Linked DNA regions of Homo sapiens: region 1 is linked to region 2. Evidence: read pairs that join two places in POLR2A ChIA-PET (ENCODE). Cell type or tissue: endothelial cell of umbilical vein. All regions are shown on one strand. Region 1 overlaps TBC1D7-LOC100130357 (TBC1D7-LOC100130357 readthrough). Region 2 overlaps PHACTR1 (phosphatase and actin regulator 1).

Region 1 (2,500 bases), 110 kb before region 2:
CATCTTGTGCTTGTTCCCATCATAGCATCACAGCGTTACAGTGTATTGTAGTTACCTCTTTACTAGTATGTCTCAAGCTGTAAGCTCCTTGAAGGCAGGGATTTTCTCTTACCTTTCACTCCATTCATTGTGTGTAGCACAGTCTCTGACTATAGTGGACATTGTAAAGGTGATGAATCTCCTCTTTAACAGAAGCAGAGAGGTATAGATATTGAGTAAAATAAACATTACATTTGCTTAAGTGATGCGGGCCCTGGTTGTACTCCTGCAGATAGTGAGTGTGGACTTTAGGATTTGACTCTTAGAGCCCATTCTCAGCCAGTGGACCCTAAATATAGCAGCCAGCCTAAATATAGCAGCCAATGCAAGATGGATTTGGCCAGGTTTGGGGAGCTGGCTTTATTAGCTCTCCAGTCTTCTAGTGTTGGCTGCCACCTGACCTCATGAGAGAGGCTACCAAGTGGAATCCAGGTGCTTTGTTCCCTCTGAGTTATCCCTTGAATTCTAAGAAATTCTTGTGCACATTTATGTTGAATACAGAGTTCACCCTCTGGACATCCCTGTTGTGTGAGCCTGCTTGGCACTGGTGCACAGTGGTGCTCAATCCAGGGCAGTGTATGTATGGTCAGTGACTGGTCAGCCCCTTCTCATCACCATCACTTTTTGTCTTACTCTTCCTAATGCCCTCTCCCCACTCTAATCCCACTCTATTTCTTTGGTTTTACCTTTCCTCTTTCCCCCTTTTTTCCTTAGTATATAATCTGCTGCTCTAGACCAGCCAGTAATATAATGGGCCTTCCTTAGCTCCTCAGAACAACTGAATTTTGCTTTGGACTTTTGCCTTAGGCTGTTGAATCTGGCTAGTGAAGTTAGTATTAGGGTGACCAACCATTCCATTTTGCCTGGGACTGCCTCAGTTTTAGCACTGAAAGAGCCCTGTGTCCTGGGAAACTCCTCAGTCCTGGATGGTTTGTTACTTTAGTTAGGGCTGACCTAGGAAACTGCTGTGTCACAAGTGACTTGGATAATTCTGAAGTTTTGTTTTCTAATACTTCCTTGAATTCAGCATGTACTTTTTTTTCATCAGAGACTATAATATCAGATGATGTTATGACACAGAAAATGAATAATCTCTGTTCTTGCTTAATCTTTAGCCAAAAGCGTTTGAACAATACTTGAATCTGGAAGATGGCAGACTGCTGACTCATCTGAGGATGTGTTCCGCGGCGCCCAAACTTCCTTATGATCTCTGGTTCAAGAGGTGCTTTGCGGGATGTTTGCCTGAATCCAGTTTACAGAGGCAAGTAGGTCTTTCGAAGACATATTGAAGGCTTGGCGTTAGAGCAGAGTTCTGGCCTTTCATGTGGTCATCCCTCAGATTATAAATTTGCTTTAGAACAATACAGTAATTTGAAGCTCAGTCCTCCAGCAGCTACCGTAACAGCACATGATTCTGCTTATTCTTGAATATACAATTAGAAAAATTAAGGGCCCTCAGTGCGTTAGATGCTGTGAAGCAGTCACACCTCAAATGGTCTCCATGAGTTTATATAAGCGTCAGCCCCTTTTTTCCAGAAATGTGACAAATCTTCCTCCAGTAGAAATCTTAGTGTTAGTTTCATCATGATATCTTTAAAGAAGCTGAAAGCAGTCAAAGATTTGACTAAGTTCTTCCAGTCAGTTTCAGACATGTCTGGGTATTTCGGAGTCCAGGTGCCACCCATTAAGACTTTGTGATGTAGTAGAACAGTAACTCTTAAAATAAGTTATGGCACTGAACAGTGCAATACACAGAGAACATTATAAGATAATATGTAACTAAGTGTATGAAGTAGAATACCAACTTTTAGGAGTTACAGGAATGATCAGAATTATTATTTTAGAGTGGTTATAGATCAGTAACTGGCTCCTTACGCCCTTGGAGAAGTTTAAGGAGTCTGTCCCCAGAATCACTGGCAATGAAATTGAATTTATCCCATTTCATATACATCTTTTGTTGTCCCTTAGTAGGCTATAATTATATTAGCATTATGGCATATTAGCAGAATATAAACCATTAGTTTAGGATTTTCTTTTTCTTCCTCAGAAATGTCAGGTTCACAACATGAGGGAATATGATTTTGGTAGATTCCTAGTGGAGCAGTAATTTTTAGTAAACTTTCCTTTCTCCTTCTAGTGCTGATTGTATCTAGAATAGATTTCAAATGGCTTCTGTATTTTGTTGTTGTTTTGGTGATTATTTCATAAAAGTTGTTCTTTGAAGCTTTTACATAAAATTGGAGCAATTTGATTTTATTTTGTAATTTGAGATGTCTAGGCTAAACATAATTCTGAAACTCATATAATTTGATTATATCTCCTTATTTTTGTAGGGTTTGGGATAAAGTTGTGAGTGGATCCTGTAAGATCCTAGTTTTTGTAGCTGTCGAAATTTTATTAACCTTTAAAATAAAAGTTATGGCACTGAACAGTGCAGAGAAGATAACAAAGTTTCTGGAAA
Region 2 (2,500 bases):
CATATACAAGGAGCTGAGAATCACTGGCTCAGGGTGCTAAATCGCTTGGTGTATGGTGCTGCCTGAGGCAGGGATACTGCAGCACTCAAGGCCAGGATGCATCAGTTCCATCCAGCATCTGGACCAATGTCCATCCTGGGGGGTCATTGGGATAATTTCCAGATTCTATTTCTATGCTCCCAACATGTAAAAAGTAAAAGAGCAATTTTCCCTAAACCAATTTATTAAAAGCTAATTTGCCTAAAATCTATTCACCTAATGATTATCTTGTCCACATTAGAATGTGCAATTAAAGGATACTTCTTAAACCAATTTGTCTAATGGCACTTCCAATTGAGTTTTATAAAAATCATTTGTCATTGAGCCTTTTGTAAATGATAAGATGTCTTATATCCTTGTGGGTGAATTTTTCTATTTTATTTCTATCTATAGAAATAAAATCTTTTATTCTATTTCTATCTATATCTTGTCTAAACTTTAAGGATGTTTTAGACAAGTTTGCATAAAGAGCCTTTCTTCAAAATTTTGTGTCAAGCAATAAGTACTTCATCAAACAATTAGCTTTTCCTACATAGTTGATTCAAAGCATTCAGGTTCTTCTGCCTTCTTGCTGATTTTTTATTTACCCTATGTGCACTCTGTAAATTTACTAAACAAACCAAGAAATATATATCTAGTACCCATTTCTGTTTAGTGAGGCGATTACATTTTTATAGTGAGGATGACAAAGGGAATTGGGTAGATCAGGCTTCTACTGCATGGCATCCACTTTTCAAGATGCCAATGTTTTTTTTTTTTTTTTTTTTTTTTTTTTTGAGATGGACTCTCACTTTGTCGCCCAGGCTGGAGTGCAGTGGTGTGATCTTGGCTCACTGCAACCTCCACCTCCCAGGTTCAAGCAATTCTGCTTTAGCCTCCCAAGTAGCTGGGATTATAGGTGCACGCCACCAAGCCCAGCTAATTTTTTGTATTTTTAGTAGAGATGGGGTTTCACCATGCTGGCCAAGCTGGTCTCAAACTCCTGACCTCGTGATCCACCTGCCTTGGCCTCCCAAAGTGCTGGGATTACAGGTGTGAGCCACTGCTCCCAGCAGCTAACTTCTTAAAGTAGTGTTTCCATCAGCCTCATTAGGGAAGCTTGGGAGAGGCAGATTCCCGGGCCTCACCTTCAGAGTTCAGATTCAATAAGTCCACAGTGGTGCCCAGGAATCTGCTTTGTAAACAAACTCCCAGATCACTCTGATCTACCTGGATGGAAATGACACCTGGTGCTGCAAGTTCTCATCAGGCAAAGAGGCACAAAATCATTACCAACATTTGTTGGTCTAAAAAGTATAAGATAAACTATAAAATCATGCACTGATTCAGTTCTGTTGGCTTCAGCAAATTGCTTAATCTCTTTGATGTTCAGTTTTCCAATCTGTGAAATAATGTGTTATGGCAAGGTTGTCCAACCGGCGGCCTGCATGCGACCCAGGACAGCTTTGAATGTGGCCCGACACAAAATGGTAAACTTTCTTAAAACATGACGGGATTTATGCACGGATCTTTTTCTTTTCTTTCGTTTTTTTTTTTTCACTCATCAGGTATCATTAGTATTTGTATATTTTATGTGTAGCCCAAGACAATTCTTCTTCTTCCAATGTGGGCCAGGGAAGCCAAAAGGTTGGACACCCCTGTGTTATAGGACAATTGTAAAATTAAATAAAGTACATAAACCGTGTGGCATAGCGTCTGACACTCCAGACACTCCAGACAGTTATTCCACAGAGAGTAACCATAATTCTTGATGCTATCACCATCCTCATTATTAATTGCCTCCTTTAGGAAGCCCATCATCCCGAGGCTGGCTGAGGCGCCTGCCCATGGGACCCCCAAGGCCTCGTGCTTCCCTGTGTCACAGCATTGCCTATTGAGTCAATTCAATCCCTTTCATTTTTCTTAACATGTTGCTGATTTTTCCTTGCAAGGGCTATGTGTGATGTAGTAATTATTAAATTTCACTGAGCGTGGCTATTTCCTCCTGTTTTACCTGCTAGAATGAACTAAGCCTAGTGCATAGTAGATACCCAATAAACGTTTGTTTATCTTTTCATCATGTCTTCAGGGCAACGGGAAAAGGTGGAACTCAGTGACTGGTTTCTGCTGTATTAAAGGTCTGCGAGTCAAAGTGTGGCCAATGGACTAGCAGGAGCCACATGGCCTGGGACCTTATCAGAAAGGCAGATGCTCAGGGCCCACCCCAGACCCTCTGGCAAGATCTCTAGGGGACGCTGATCTATCAAGTCTGAGAAGCACCCCTGAAAGAGGCATTCCTTTCCAAAGAGGCTACTCCCTCCATAGGCAAAATAACAAATGCCCAGAGCCTTGTGGAGGAGGAGATTATCCCAGCACTGCTCTGGGAGGGCTGGGAAGGAGGTGCAGAGGCTTCTGCTGTGGGCCGAGGGCAGAATGTCCTGGTGAAACCACCACTGGCTTAGAACTCAGAAGAATGATTCTA

Evidence for each region. ChIA-PET counts read pairs that join two places held together with the same protein. Peaks named below come from ENCODE experiments on the same cell type or tissue, not always from the same donor. Only the 100,000 strongest peaks of a DNase experiment are listed, where the experiment ranks them.
Region 1: POLR2A ChIA-PET joins it to region 2 with 10 read pairs; 2 of 35 experiments call an interaction of 5 or more read pairs at or near these places.

The regions. Positions count from the first base shown.
Region 1 is chr6:13,306,400-13,308,899 of GRCh38, reverse strand. It overlaps TBC1D7-LOC100130357 (TBC1D7-LOC100130357 readthrough), which reads left to right. Exons shown (of 9, transcript NM_001318809.2): 6 at 1,155-1,300; 7 at 2,373-2,500. TBC1D7 (TBC1 domain family member 7) reads left to right here. Exons shown (of 8, transcript NM_016495.6): 6 at 1,155-1,300; 7 at 2,373-2,500. Among named protein-coding and RNA genes, the nearest start is that of TBC1D7, 21 kb to the left of the region's middle. RefSeq lists an enhancer at 460-1,659. In endothelial cell of umbilical vein, no CTCF peak of the experiment used is centred here; a DNase peak (open chromatin) is centred at 1,089; H3K27ac peaks cover 1,588 bases.
Region 2 is chr6:13,197,699-13,200,198 of GRCh38, reverse strand. The region is part of intron 7 of PHACTR1 (phosphatase and actin regulator 1); the gene reads right to left. Among named protein-coding and RNA genes, the nearest start is that of TBC1D7, 130 kb to the left of the region's middle. In endothelial cell of umbilical vein, no CTCF peak of the experiment used is centred here; no DNase peak of the experiment used is centred here.